2 separate regions of the Homo sapiens genome follow, and region 2 is linked to region 1. Evidence: read pairs that join two places in POLR2A ChIA-PET (ENCODE). Cell type or tissue: PC-9. All regions are shown on one strand.

Region 1 (8,000 bases):
CAGCTGGAATTCTCTCTTTTTTTTTAATCTAAATAAGTCAATCAAGGTAGAATTCATTTTTACTTGAGCAAATGAAGGCCAAATGCAATCTGATAGAAGGACATAATAAACCTAACAAAAATGTCATACGCACATAGGCACATACACACACATACATAAAGAAGAGCGATTAGGAGAAAAAAAAAATTCAAAGGAGATCATCAAACAAAAAGTCTTTGCAGGTAGCTTCCCTAACTACAAGACAGGATTTTCAGAGGTCTGTATTTCCAATGTCTTTTAGACTTCCAATGTCTTTACACTAAGGGGGAATGTTGGGCTTATAATGTTTCAACTATTGGAAATTATACTGATGGCCAAAATTGACACTCACTCGTCTTAATAATAAATGCTTTTATTGTCTATAGGTTGCTAGTACCAGTGTTGGCCTGGTTATTTTGGGACAAAGACTGGTCTGCTCCTTGTCTCTGAACAGGTAAGATCAATCAATTTGACTGTTGGGGCACCTTAGTAATAAGTGAGTCAACTGATCAGAGACAAAGTGACCATTAAGAAAACAAGTGATCTGTAATCTCAGCTACTCAGGAGGCTGAGGCAGGAGAATCGCTTGAACCCGGGAGGCAGAGGTTGCAGTAAGCCAAGATCACACCACTGCACTCCAGCCTGGGTGACAGTGAGACTCTGTCTCAAAAAAAAAAAAAAAGGGACGTTAACCATTGTGTGAACATGAGTCAGTTAAGCACCTCTCCTGTAATGGGCCAGATAACTTTAAAGTATGTACTTTACTAAAAATGGTACTGTCAAGCTTTTCTTTTTTCCATTATAGTAACATAAAAATAAAATAGGGAACAAAATAATTATAAATATAATTTTGTAATATGGTCAGGTGCCATCTTACAGGCTCTCACCTGTAATCCCAGCAATTTGGGAGTGGGAGGATTGCTTGAGGCCAGGAGTTTGAGCCCAGCCTGGGCAACAAAGTGAGACCTCATCTCTACAAAAGCTTTTTTAAAAATTAGCTAGGCGTGGTGTGCACCGCTGTAATCCCAACTACTCAGGAAGCTGAGAGGGAAGAATTGCTTGAGCCCAGGAGTTTGAGATTACAGTGAGCTATGATCGTGCCACTGCACTCCAACCTGAGCAATAGAATGAGACCTTGTCTCTCAAAAAAATATATCTCTCTCACATATTTTATATTATATATTTTATATACATATACAAATTAAATACATAAAATATTACATATGTAATAAATATATTTTTATATTTATATAAAACATTTTATAAAATATATTATGTTTTATATATTATATTTATTTCCTATATTTTATTTTTATTTATTTTATATAAACATACAAAGAATATATATATAATTCTGTAATAGAAGTGTACATTCTAATGGTACAGCAATATAAACTTCAGTTCTTCTTTATCAAATTCATAGAGCATGCTAGTGAGGAAAGAGCATAAAGCTTTGGGAGTTAAGGAACCAAGTTTCCAGTCCTTATTCACAGGCTCTATGACTGTGATCCAGTCTGTTAACCTCCTTGAGCCTCAGTTTCCTTATCTGCAAATAAGGAAGTTGAACTGGATCATGCCTAAGGTACCTTCAGACTCTGACCATCTGATCCCATTACTAGAACAGAGAAGTTAACAAGATCTTCCCCATGGCCTGTCTGACTGTCAAATGCATGTGACACACGGTGAAAGGCCATGTGCAGGCCACAGACGCAGATCATTGACCACTAAGTGCCATTCGGCAGAACCGTCTGCAAAGCCCATTTTCCTCAGCCCTATAAAGCTGGTAGTTGAAGTCATCCATCAGACTACCTGGGGGGAGAATTTACAGAAAGATTAGACGGCATAGACTAAATGTATGGAAGAAAAGGAAGCAATGAAACAGACGTAAGCAGAGTCAGAAAAGATCTGAGAAACCAGCAGAGGGGGAGTAAATCAATCACAAGTCAACGTGGTAGTTATGAAGTCTATTGTGGAAACATGGAAAATGGCCAGGCGCGGTCGCTCACACCTGTAATCCCAGCACTTTGGGAGGACGAGACAAGTAGATGATGAGGTCAGGAGTTCGAGACCAGCCTGGCCAACATAGTGAAACCCCATCTCTACTAAAAATACAAAAATTAGCCGGGCATGGTAGCATGTGCCTGTAATCCCAGCTACTCGGGAGCCTGAGACAGAAGAATTGCTTGAAGCCGGGAGGTGGAGGTTGTGGTGAGCAGAGATTGCGCCACTGCACTCCAGCCTGGGCAACAGAGCGGGACTTCATGAAAAAAAAAAAAAAAAAAAAAAAAAAACAAAGGCCAGTTGCCATGGCTCACGCCTGTAATCCCAGCACTTTGGGAGGCTGAGGCGAGCGGATCATGAGGTCAGGAGATCGAGACCATCCTGGCTAACATGGTGAAACCCCGTCTCTACTGAAAATGCAAAAAATTAGCTGGGCGTGGTGGCGGGCGCCTGTAGCTCCAGCTGCTTGGGAGGCTGAGGCAAGACAATGGCGTGAACTCGGGAGGCCGAGCTTGCAGTGAGCCGAGATGGCGCCACTGCACTCCAGCCTGGGGGACAGAGCGAGACTCCATCTCAGAAAAAAAAAAGAAAAAGAAAAAAAGAAAAGAAACATGGAAAATGTTTTCAAGAAAATTATGTTAAATGGAAAAAACAGAATACAAAACTGCACAAACACAACAGCTGTTAATTGTATAAAATAGCTTTGCATCTGGAAGAGGAAAATAGCTTTGCATCCGGAAGAGGAAAATAGCTTTGCATCTGGACAAGGAAGTGAATCACAAAACTGAAAATGAAGAGTTGTATTAGGATATGGGATTATGAGAGGGTTCTTTTTTCATTAAAATTTTCTTTGTAAGTATATTGTTTTTCCAACAAAGGGAATATAATTTTGTTTTTTTTTGAGATGGAGTGTTACTCTGTCACCCAGGCTGGAGTGCAGGGGTGCGATCTCGGCTCACTACAACCTCCGCCTCCCGGGTTCAAGTGATTCTCCTGCCTCAGCCCGCCAAGTAGCTGGGATTACAGGCGCCTGCCACCACACCTGGCTAATTTTTGTATTTTTTAGTAGAGATGGGGTTTCACCATGTTGGCCAGGCTGGTCTCAAACTCCTGACCTCAGGCGATCTGGGGCCTCGGCCTCCCAAAGTGCTGGGATTACAGGCGTGAGCCACCATGCCCAGAAATACAATGTTTTGTTTGTTTGTTTGTTTGTTTAAAGTAGTATGGTTTCCCAGAAAGAAAAGGTTTTACGAAGGTTTACTCGCATTTACCAAGCCCTTCAAAGCAGTCCTGACTTCTTCATTAGCTTCCTTTAGGCACAATAGGCACAGTGCCTAGAGCCACAATACTTTAAAAGCCCATGAGAGGCCGGGCAGGGTGGCACACACCTGTAATCCCAGCACTTTGGGAGGCCAAGGTGAATGGATTGCCTGAGCCCAAGAAGTCGAGGCTGCAGTGAGCTATGATCTCAATCTGGGCGACAGAGCAAGACCCTGTCCAAAAGCACACACACACACACACACGCGCGCGCACACACACACACACACACGTTTTAATGTATTTTAAAATAATAATTTTTAAAAATGAATACAATTTAGACTTGATCATACTTATCTTTATATCAAATAGTTATAAAATATAATTTTCATTTTTTTTAACAGAAGAAAGGTCCCCAAAGACAAAAGTGCCTCAGGCCTCCAGAAGTCATGAGGTGACCCCATTTCCAGGGAATCAGGCTGATGAAACTCTGAACCATGAAGAGTGATCTTTATCTGGCAGTTCTTTTTTGTTTTGTTTTGTTCTGTTTTGTTTTGAGACAGAATCTCGCTCTGTCACCCAGGCTGGAGTGCAGTGGCACGATCTGGGCTTACTGCAACCTCTGCCTCCCAGGTTCAAGTGATTCTCCTGCCTCAGCCTCCTGAGCAGGTGGGACTACAGGCGCACGCCACCACGCCCAGCTAATTTTTGTAGTTTTAGTAGAGACGGGGTTTCACCATGTTGGCCAGGATGGTCTTGATCTTTTGACCTCGTGATCAACCCACCTTGGCCTCCCAAAGTGCTGGGATTACAGGTGTGATATTTGGCAGTTCTAATACAGAGGATGAAAGCCAGAGAGCATGAGGGTGAGGGGGGAAGGAACCAAAGGTGAGAAATTGGCAGCATCTGAGATCGGCCACGAGCGGAAGGAAGGAGAGAATCTGGATAGCATTGCCTGAGCATCGGGACCGTGATGCTCAGTCTGTTGGGAAACAAAGAGGAAAGAACCAGGAGGAAAGGAAAGGCTGGAAATGGGGAGTGATGCGGGGCGGGGCACAGGGGCAGGGCTGCTAACTGAGGCAGAAGGTTCCTAGAGAAGGTAGAAACAACACTTGCATCTGAGCAGGTGTCTGGTTTACTGGCAGGATCTCAAGGAAGAATTTAATCATGATTCAACTTCAGGGTTGTGGCAAGAAGGTGCAAAAGACTTTAAGAAGCATGGAGACCAGGTTCACTTTTCTGCTTAAATCAAACTGAGCCTTATCTCTAATGTTTCTATAATACTAGTAAGCAACAGCACGTTCAATGGCTGTTATGTTTATTTATGGGAGTAATAGAAAAAACTGTTTTAAGCCGATAAATTTACATCATCCCGGAAATGTGTGAATTCATTCTCTTGGCTTCCTACAGTCCACAGAGTTCTTTGACCTCATGAACATGAACCCTGAAATTAGGACCTCTGGCTTGTTGTCTGTTGCCCAGCAGTCTCCTGGAAATTCTCCGCTGGGCAGACTTCTGGTGCTCTGATGCCTTAGCTGGGTCTGAGCAGGGCTGGCTACATAATTTGCAGGGCCCACTGCAAAATGAAAATGCAGAGCCTCTTTTCAAAAGGATTAAGAATTTCTTTTTTCTTTCTTTCTTTTTTTTTTTTCAGACAGAGTCTTGCTCTGTTGCCAGGGCTGGAGTGCAGTGGCACGATCTTGGTTCACTGGAGCTTCTGCACCCCGGGTTCCAGTGATCCTCCTGCCTCAGCCTCCTGGGTAGCTGGGATTACAGGCGTGTGCCACCACACATGGCTGATTTTTGTATTTTTAGTAGAGACGGGGTTTCGCCATGTTGGCCAGGCTGGTCTCGAACTCCTGACCTCAGGTGATCCACCCGCCTCGGCCTCCCAAAGTGCTGGGATTACAGGCGTGAGCCACCGTGCCTGGTCAAGAATTTTAAGATAGAGATGGCAAGGCATTAAACCAAGCACAGGGGGCTTCTAAGCACAAGTGAGGGTGTCTCCTGCATGGGGTGTTATAGCAAACCTCAGGCAGTGAGCAGGCTGGGGGCAAGGCAGGTGGGCTGGGCCTCACTCAGGTTTAAAGCAGCCAAACCAGGAGGCAAGACTTTGCAGAGGAGCCAAGGCTGTGTTGAAATGACAGCCCTGGGCTCTGGCAGTAGGATCCCTAGCCCTGCCTCCCATGCAGGCTGCCCCAGCTGGCTCCTCCACTCCTGGGCTCCCCAGGCTTTTCAAGATGAGCTGGTTTGGTCTTGGGTGATATCAGAGAGATGCAGCAGGAAAAGGATCAAGTGGGTGGAGATCAGTGGAACATCCCTGAGAAGAACCAGGGAACACGGGGGCTCCAAATTACTCTCCCCAGAACAACATGGCCTCTCTAACTATCCCCTGCCTGAATGTGCCTCTTCCTGGAGCTGCTCGGGGCTGGCTGCATAGACAGCAAATACAGAAATCAGAGACAAACCCCGTGTTGGTGGTCTAGACAGACTGTAGGATCACAGGCTTTGGAGTCAGACTAGCTGGTCTGGTTCTGATCCCAGTGCTGCCACTAATTAGCTCTGGCATCTCAGGCGAGTTTCTTAACCTCTCTTGGACTCCATTTCCTCCTCTGTAAAATGGTGTAATAAAGACTACTTCAGGAGAAGGTTGTGAGAAGTATGAGAGTTAATACAGGTAAAGTGTGTGGTTGCCATTCAATAGCTCTGTGATCTTGGGTGTAAGTTATTTAATCTCCATAAAGCATAAAACGGGAATAATAGTACCTACCTCCAGGACCATTCATTTAATCTATTGACCATTATTGTGCACTGTTCCAGGCCCTGGAGACACGGAGTTGTAAGGTTTAAATGAAATGACAGAGGCACCGGGCTTGGCACGGGACCTAATAGACGGTAAAGGCCCAATAATAAAGAATAGTCATGAACTGTACCAAAAAAAGACTATTTCTTAGCTGTTGGCTTTGACTATGATTTCAAATTTAGAGATAGCCTCAGCCAGGACAAGGAGGTGCTCAATCGTACAAGATCATTTCCAGAGTCCCCTGATTCAGAATACACTTCGCTCCCCTGTATCCTGCCCATGGATAGCTAAGAAATAGTCCTTTTTTGTATAATTCATGGCTATTGTTTATTATTGGATCTTTGTCATCTACTAGGTCCTGTGCCAAGCCCAACACCTCTATTATTTCATTTTAAATCTTACAACTCTGTGTCTCCAGGGCCTGGCACAGTGCTCAATAAATGTCAGTAGATTAAATGAACGGTCCTAGAGGTAGGTACTATTATCCCCATTTTACAGTTTGTAGAGATTAAATAACTTACTGAAGGTCACAGAGCTATTGAATGGCTGAGCCAGAACTTGAACCTGGGTGAGTCCGCTTTCAAAGCAGTGAGTATTTACTTACCACAGTATACTGCCTTTGATGTAGTGAAGAGCTTTGACTTAGAAAATAAGGCAAGGCCAGGCGTGGTGGCTCACGCCTATAATCTCAGCACTTTGGGAGGCCGAGGCAGGTGAATCATCTGAGGTCAGGAGTTCGAGACCAGCCTGGCCAACATGGTGAAACTCCATCTCTACTAATAATACAAAAATTAGCTGGGCATGGTGGTGCATGCCTGTAATCCCAGCTACTCTGGAGGCTGAGGCAGGAGAATCGCTTGAATGCAGGAAGCGGAGGTTGCAGTGAGCCGAGATCACACCACTGCACTCTAGCCTGGGCGACAAGAGCAAAACTCCGTCTCAAAAAAAAAGGAAGAAGAAGAAGAAGAAGAAGAAGAAGAAGAAGAGGAAGAAGAAGAGGAAGAAGAAGAGGAAGAAGAAGAGGAAGAAGAAGAGGAAGAAGAAGAGGAAGAAGAAGAAGAAGAAGAAGAAGAAGAAGAAGAAGAAGAAGAAGAAGAGAAGAAGAAGAAGAGGAGGAGGAGGAGGAGGAGGAGGAGGAGAAGAAGAAGAAGAAGAAGAAGAAGAAAGAAAATAACACTTAAGATTTAGGAAATAAATACCTTTATACCCTTGCCTGGAAGAGGAAACCCATAAGCATGGAGTCACGCTAAGTTGAAACAGGCAGCATGCCCTTTTTCAATATTCAGCATTGATAAAAGAAAGAGAAAACACTGGAACTGGTTGTGCTGAAATAGAAAAAAACACACAGCACTTTTGTCACCGCATCAAGGAATCAAGGGGAGAAAATGGTGAAGAAAGTAAAAAACTAGCAATTCTAATAATACACTTGAACTCTTTGAGCATGTCTAGTTAAGAGCACAGTCTCTGGAGTCAGGCATATCTGGATTTGAATTCTACCTCTGCCACTTGCTACCTAGTGACCTTAAGCAAGTTACTTAACCTCGTTAAGTATCAGTTTCCTCATTAGCAAAACAGAACACCCCTCCATAGGGTTGTTGTATGGGTGGATGAGATAATGTATGTAAATCACTTAGCACAACAGTCAGCATATAGTCATTGATCCAGAAATATTTGTTCCTAGTAGTACTAGTATTTCATTCTTTTTCCCCATTCTAAGATCAAATTTTGACCAAATAACAGGGAGAAACTGATCCCAAGAGACATGACAAGTCAGGATGGTTTTTAAAGCTGTGGAGTTTTAAACCAGACTCACTGCTCTATTTACAATTGAGAGTTGTTCCAAACATACTTCTCTTTGGAGGCAACCTCAGTACAGTTTGGCCCACATAGTAGACATATTTTAGATTACTTCAGAGGCCAA
Region 2 (8,000 bases), 480 kb before region 1:
GTCAAGCTTGGGAATCAGACTGCCTGGGTCCATGTTCTGGCCCAGCCACTTACTGTGTGGCTTTTCACAGCTTCTTAGCTTCTCTGTGCCTCAGTTCCCTTATATGTAATCCTAGGCTAGTGAAAGTACCTTCCTTAGAAGGATGTTGTGAGGATATTAAATGACTTAATTCACTTAAAATGCTTACAGGAATCTGGGACACATGATGAGCACACAATAGATATAAATATATCTATTAATTAATGGTGGGAATGTAAATTAGTTCAACCATTGTGGAAGACAGTGTGGTGATTCCTCAATGATCTAGAACCAGAAATACCATTTGACCCAGCAATCCCACTATTGAGTATACACCCAAAGGATTATAAATCATTCTATTATAAAGACACATGCACATGTATGTTTATTGCAGCACTATTCATAATAGCAAAGACTTTGAACCAACCCACATGCCCATCAATGATAGACTGGATAAAGAAAATGTGGCACATATACACCATGGAATACTATGCAGCCATAAAAGAGGATGAGTTCATGTCCTTTGTAGGGACATGGATGAAGCTGGAAGCCATCATTCTCAGCAAACTAACACAGGAAGAGAAAACCAAACACCTCATGTTCTCATTCATTAGTGGGAGTTGAACAATGGGAACACATGGACACAGGGAGGGGAACATCACACACCCGGGCCTGTCGGGGGGTGGGGGGCAAGGGGAGGGTGAGCATTAGGACAAATGCCTAATGCATGCAGGACTTAAAACCTAGGTGATGGGTTGATAGGTGCAGCAAACCACTATGGCACATGTGTACCTATGTAACAAACCTGCACATTCTGCACATGTATCCCAGAACTTAAAGTTAAAAAAAGATATTAATATATTTACTATTTTTCCCCTGGGGTTAAGCATCACTGATGGGCAAAATGGCAGGAATGAATAGGGCATCTAAGGAAGAACTAAGTAGAATCATTTCAAATAAGTGGAATTTTCCATTTTTAAATCCTGGTGAGCATTAGAACTATCTGATGAGCTTGGCTAAATGCAGGTTCCTGTTCCCCACTCCAGGGGATCTTGATTCATTGTGTTTGAGGCCCAAGAATCCCCTTTTTCAACATGCTAAGTGAGCTGTGTTGCAGAGGGTCCCAGGAGCACACACTGAGAAATGCCAGATCGTTGTTTGCAGGGAAAGACGTTTCTCTCTTCCAGGTCGTGCGCCTTCCTGAGAACAACCAGACCAGCTACTTCCTGCCGCTTTTCTTCCCTCTGTGTCCTTGGAGGGGATCTGCTTCCAGGTGGGGTCAGTTAGTTTCAGCTGCTCCTAGGTCTTTCCCATGGGCCTCTAGCTGTGCAAACCTTGGAATTTTTGTACCAGAGTTTCCCAGTTAGAATATCCAGGGCTCTGCCAATGATACCAAACCTGCTGCACCTCTCTGTGAATGTCCGACCTCTCTGCCATGGGATGCCCTGCAAGCTGAGGTTTCCTCAGGATACCTGACTGTGATTCATGAATGAAAGGGCACGAACCCTTAGAGGGGGTGCCAGTATCTCTTCTTCAAGACCCGGGGAAGTTAGTGCAGCTTGAATCTCAGGCCAGAGCTGCCCATATAGGAGGGCAGAGGCAGAGTGCAGGGAATACAGGCTCTTGCAGCCACACAGACCTGCTTCAAACCCTGTGGCTCTGGTACTTATCAGCTATGTGGGAGCCTTGGATAAGTGACTTACTGACCATGTGCCTCCTAAGCTCCACTTCTTTAACCAGATAGAATCATGCCCTCCTGGCAATGCGCCTGTGAGAATCAAATGCAGTGTGAAAGCAAAACACCCAGCCAGTGTCTGGCGCACAGCAAGTGCTCAGAGCGTAACTGTGTCTGCAGTCAGGAATTTGAGGCAGGGTGGAGGGTGGCAACCAAGGTAGGTCTCTTTCCCTCTGTCCCCCTTTGTCTTCCTGACCATGCAGACTCTTTGCCTTATGCTCTGGGACATTTATTGGTTCCCTAAGTGTGGTTTTTGTCCTCCCACCTAGATTGCAGGCTCAGTGAAGTTGCAAGTTAGAGTAATACTGTGTACCACTTTGCCACTCCCCTAAAGTTTATTGAATAGAAACTTTGGAGGAAACAACTGAAGGTGGGCAATTCCAGTTTCTCTATTATTTTCCCCAAAATACCTTATTTGTATCCTCCTTCATTTCAATGACTAAGTGAAATAATGTGGGACAGTGTCTGACTCATACAAAATATTGCTTTTTTGTGAGAGTATAGCAAATTCGAGCTCGCAAGAGACTCTTTAGTTCACTTAATTCCACCCTGTGGTTTTATAGATGAGAAAACTGAAGCTCAGAGAGGGGAAGGGGCTTGCAATTGGGGGTTCTCATCTGAACCACAGAACACAAAAGCACATAATGATGACTATTTTCACAGTTCTCTGAGGGACGGTATATAATTTGTACCATTATCCATGGACAGGAGGGAAGTTAATTCATTGCATGCAAAGAATGCCTTACAACACTGACACTTTATTGTCTACCAGGACAATTGCGAAGGGCTGAGCAAATGATACCAGAGCTGTGGCTAGCCCAGACATCTTACCCCACCTGAAAGCTTCCCACAGTGGACAAGAGTCCACAGTCCAAGTGTTGCGTGGAGTGGAAGGAAGAAACTGTCCCATTACTTGTTCAAATGCTTTATAAAATCCCAAGACTCTATATGCATAAGGAGATTTTTCTGCCTGTTTGGAAGATGGTCGAAAAAACTGTCACATGTACAAGCAAAATGCCTCTAAAACCCCAATTCTGCTTTTACTGTGTATATTAGGGCAGGCTATCTGTTATGAAAAAAAAAAACAAAAAACTTGGTGGTCTAACACAAAAGAAGCCTAGGTCTCACTCAATCAAGAGTAGAGTGTGGCATTCAGCAGACGACCTTCTTCAGAGTTCCTCAGGAATCCAACCAGGCGCCTTCCATCTTGTGACTCCACCATCGCTAGGTACTCAGAGCCCTCTGCAGACTCTCTGCATCTGCTAGCCAAGGGAGGAGGAGAGGATAGACTGCTTGGAAAGATTTTTATGGGCCAGGCCTCGCAGAGCCATATTGCAGTATCACTAGCATTCCATTCATCCCATTGGCCAGAACTCTGTCACATGCCCACACTCAACCACAAGGCCTGCTGGGAAATGTAGTCCAGATGGGGATACCCAGGTGGAAAAGGAAACAAGCTTGGCCAAATATCTCTGCCATAATTTATAACTTTAAACAAGTCTCATTTATTACCCACCTTTAAAGCAAGGAAATGAGGCCTGCTTACATCATAGACTTGTGCCAAGGATTAAGAGAAATAATGTCTGTTGTGGTGCTCTGAGGCAGTAAATACAGGTGAACTACTATTATTATTAATTTCACCACCTCCTGAAATGTATGTACTACTATGTACTGGGCCTGGCCCGGGGCCCAATACATAGTAGGTGCAAAACAAACCATTGTGCAGTTGATGGTCTTCCCACCAGCCTCCTGAATGCATGCTTTGCTCCAGCTAGCTGGCATTTGGTTCACACACACATCTTTTTGACAAGTCACCCATTGTCGTCAGTCATTGCCGATTGCCCCTGCCAGCTATGAGCTGGAACACAGGAAGGGTTTTATCTGAAGCCTGAGACATCCTGAAAGGATGAAGCCTCCCTTCTTGGGTACCTGGAAGGCTGCCCATTGCACCTCACATTCTTTACAGCCTGGAGGCCGATGGTAACCATGAGCTCTGTGAGGGGCTACAGCAGCCAGCTATGGAGGCTGCTGCTGATGTGCGAAGCGCATGGCTTGTGGCCTGGAGAGCTCAATTCTTTTCCCAAGCCCCCTCCCCCTACCCACAAGCTCTAGTGTTGCTCAGAAGGAGGAGGAAAAGGCCCCAGAACAGTTGTCAAAACTTGATCGTCAGTGGTGTGCGCAGTTCCCTGTACTATATATAAGTAGGTGTTTTGAATGTTTAAGACATAGAACTTGTTAGATGGGTATTTTTTAAAAAAACGAATGTGTAAAACAAAGATCACCTCACAGGTCATAACAGCTTGCACTTACATAATGTTTACTATGTGCCAGGCATGTTAATTAATTTAGTCTTCAAAACAACCCTATGAGATGAAGAGATAATTATAGCAATTTTAGGGTAGAGAAAATTGGGGCACCAAACATTCACTGGTCTTACTCAAGGTCAGTCACAGGAGTGTACCTTTAGTCAGAGCATGGACTCTATAGCTCACCAGAGTCCCCACCACTCCCTAATGTATCCCAGACATAGGGGCTGAGCATCAATTATCATTTCTCTGTACTCGAAAAACAGTAGAGAGCGTGTTTTTTAAGACTGTGATTCTGAATCCAAACCACCGTAGTTTAAATTCTGGCACTGTCACATTTTAGCCATGTAAACTGGGAAAGTTATTAACTGCTCTAAACCTCAGTGTCCTCCTCAGTAAAATACATCCAGGACCACCAACTTTTTTTTTTTTTTTTGTCTCCAGGGGTTATGCTTAATGCAGCATACTGTTTTGCAAACTCTGACTTGAGACATATTCAGATCTTCTCTATTTGCCAACAGATGTGGAAAAAGGAGCTCAGAAAGTTCCAGTAATTTTCCCATGGTCAGTGACGGTACCACATCTTCAGTTAGAACCTAGTCCCATGAACCTGCCCACGAGTCCCATCCTCCTTGCATTTGCTTGTTTTATAAAAGCCTCTATTCTCAGAAGCTGGTGTGAATGCTTTGGAGTGAACAGCTCTACCATTTATTAGCAAGGTGATCATAAGCAAGGTACAACCTGGGCCTCAATTTTCCCATCTGAAAAATAGGCTAATAAAAAACCAATGAATTTTTCACAAGATTGCAGAGATTGAATGGAGAAGGTATTTCAAATGGCTTCCTCTATCTTCAGACCTTGGAGGTATTGGCCAGTCTTGCCTGGAATACCCATGTTGCCATCCCAGCTCCAGAAAATATCTTTGGCATGGCCAACTCACACCCATCTTCCTGATTCCTTGTTACTGCTCACTTGTGCTTAGAAACCCTCACTGACTACATTCTCCCTTGACCCAGACCAGCCTGGAATTTGGGGACTGCATGGATTTTAAGCTCATCATATTGTTTCAAATTATTTCAGTTGTTTCATATTGTCTTGCTTAAGAATTTATCCCCAGAACCAAGCCCTAGGCTCATGCTAAATAAATGTGTGTTGGGAACAGCCGCCACCTAGGGGGCTGCCTGGAAGGTGCCTCCACTTCCTTTCCATGGTGAGGAATTGGGTGTAGAGTTGGGGGTCTTCTGGTTCCATTCTCATGTGCCCAACAAAGCTGTGCAGCCTCCCAGATCTCATAGAGAAATCTTTGAGACCTTGGAATGGGCCCTTTCCAAGAGGGGCTCTGCTCTCCTCAGAAGAACAGAGATGCTGGGAGGCAGGAGCTGGGCTGTCCTCCCCTTCAGTAGCTTCAGCTCCAGCCAGCAAGGCTGGCCCAGCTCAAACCATGATTGGTTGACATCGTAAGGCAGAAAGGCCATGTGGCCCTTGGGTTTCCAAATGCAGCATCTGCAGCTAGACTGCCTGGATTTAAATACTGGCAGGACTGCTTCCCAGTTGTGTGCCCTCGGGCAAGTTAGTGACATCTCACTGGTGCCATTTTCCTCATCTGTAAAATGGGAACCGACTTCGGAGGGTTGTCCTGGGGATTAAGAAACTAAAACCTGTAAAACATCTACACGAGGCTATGGTGCATATTAGGCACATTGAAAGTATTTGATAAATAGAAAGCTAAATATGTGAAGCAGGATGCTTGGCTGATCATTATGAGAGGAGCTCCAAGACAAGCAGGATGACTGTGAGCTGTGCAGTGAGGGAAGGGTTCACCAAGATAAGGAATTGGACTTGGGCCTGAAAGGAGGGACAAGATTCTCTTTAGTGGCAAGAAGTAAGAAGCACTAACATTTATGTAGCATCAACTAAAAGCCAGACACTGTACTATATACTTGCTAATTCAGTGCTCATGTCCCAGTGAGGAAACTGATGTTCAGGTGGATTAAGTATCACCCAACAACCCAGCCTCTAAGAAGCACAATTAAGATTTGAACTCAGATCTCACTGGCTCCAAAGCCTGTTTTCCAGCACTTATCTATACCAGAAATGTGGCACTTTGTCACACGCAACTGTGTATTAGTCAATGTTCAAGTACTTGTTACTGTATTAAAATGCCAACTCCTATTCATAAGCTTTTAAGCATACACCATCTGTGTGCTCCCAGTACCCAGCTAGACTGATCAGCATTAAAGACTGCAAATTGCATAATTTTGCATCACCACATTTTCCTCTCCATATCCTAACACTCATTCAGCAAACATTTATGAGTGCTACCTGTATGCTAGATACATCTATTGGATGCTGTTGCTGCATCAGTAAACCAAATATTTCCGCTGCCGTCATGTAGCTGATAGTCTAATGGACAAGGGGCAGATATTGATCAAATAATTAAATGTGCCATCTTAGAATATAAGTAGGAAAGTACTAGGCAGTAAGTCTTCCCAGAAAAAAATGCTAAATAAATGTCAATTTCCTGGCTAGGATGGTGAGATAATGACCATAGTATACATGTCCAGGTCTTTAAATCCTCAGGAAGAGAAAAATACAGGCAGTCTGCCAGGTATTCCATTGGGAAACTGGGGATGAAGTGAGGAGTATATACAGTTCTTGGCCTCATAGAGCTTACAGTCTAATAGGGAAGCCGACATGTCACTTAGAACAGTAAAACTATCAAAGTCTATGCAAAAGGCTAGTTGGTCAAAAAAGGATGTCTCTTAAAATATAGAAGGCATGGATTTTTGTTGTTTTTGTTGTTCACTGCCAAATCCCTTAGAAGAACACCTGGCACAGAGTATTTATTCAATAAATGTTTATTGAATGAACAAATGACCATAACATTTACAATGGGTTTTAAAAAATGAACAGAAGTTTGTCAGGAAATTTGCCCGGAACTTTGCAGTGACCCGGATGTAAGGGATTCCTTCAGGGCTGAAAAGATGAAGAGGATCTGCTGCTTCAGAACAAGGATCTGAAAAGATGGTGCTGGGCTGAGTGGCAACTCAAGCCCAATTTCATTTCAGCTCTCTCTTGCCTCAAGTCCATCTTCATGAGCTGATCTCTGGGTTTCACCAGGACAGTTCCATGGGAGACAGTACTAGAAGGTCACGCTCTCTCAGAATATTTTAGCTAATAAAGGCCCCAGAAGTATACCATCTGACTTCCTTGTTTTTTTTTTTTTTTTTTTTGAGACGGAGTCTCGCTCTGTCGCCCAGGCCGGACTGCGGACTGCAGTGGCGCAATCTCGGCTCACCGCAAGCTCCGCCTCCCGGGTTCACGCCATTCTCCTGCCTCAGCCTCCCGAGTAGCTGGGACTACAGGCGCCCGCCACCGCGCCCGGCTAATTTTTTATATTTTTAGTAGAGACGGGGTTTCACCTTGTTAGCCAGGATGGTCTCGATCTCCTGACCTCATGATCCACCCGCCTCGGCCTCCCAAAGTGCTGGGATTACAGGCGTGAGCCACCGCGCCCGGCCGACTTCCTTGTTTTAACTGTAAAAGAACGAAGGCTCAAAAGAGGGAAATTGACTTGTTCAGGGTTTCTGGCTAGTGAGTTTCAGGGCCAGGACAAGAACCCAGCATTTTAACTCCAGGCCTTATTATATGTGGTGTTTCCAAGCTAATTTAATTTTAAGCAGAATAACCCTTTTTCCTAATTAAATTTTAAGTGGATGAATTCAGAAATGCTCTAGATAAAGCCATATAGAGGCCACTGGTGGGCCCATAACCTCCATCATGGACCAACCCCTCATTCCCTGCACACACGCTCCTTCTTTAGGGGGAAGTTAACCTTTTCTCAGTTGTATGAAAGTCTCACTTGATTAACGCCTCCGTTCCCCAGTCCCACTCCTGCTTACAAAAGGATTTCTTCTCCTAAACCCCATTTCAAAACCACT

Evidence for each region. Peaks named below come from ENCODE experiments on the same cell type or tissue, not always from the same donor. Only the 100,000 strongest peaks of a DNase experiment are listed, where the experiment ranks them.
Region 2: POLR2A ChIA-PET joins it to region 1 with 7 read pairs; 2 of 35 experiments call an interaction of 5 or more read pairs at or near these places.

Annotation. Positions count from the first base shown.
Region 1 is chr22:32,423,819-32,431,818 of GRCh38, reverse strand. It overlaps BPIFC (BPI fold containing family C), which reads left to right. Exons shown (of 17, transcript NM_174932.3): 13 at 405-472. Among named protein-coding and RNA genes, the nearest start is that of RTCB, 16 kb to the right of the region's middle. In PC-9, no CTCF peak of the experiment used is centred here; no DNase peak of the experiment used is centred here; H3K27me3 peaks cover 4,298 bases.
Region 2 is chr22:32,899,367-32,907,366 of GRCh38, reverse strand. The region is part of intron 4 of SYN3 (synapsin III); the gene reads left to right. Among named protein-coding and RNA genes, the nearest start is that of TIMP3, 100 kb to the right of the region's middle. In PC-9, no CTCF peak of the experiment used is centred here; a DNase peak (open chromatin) is centred at 3,126.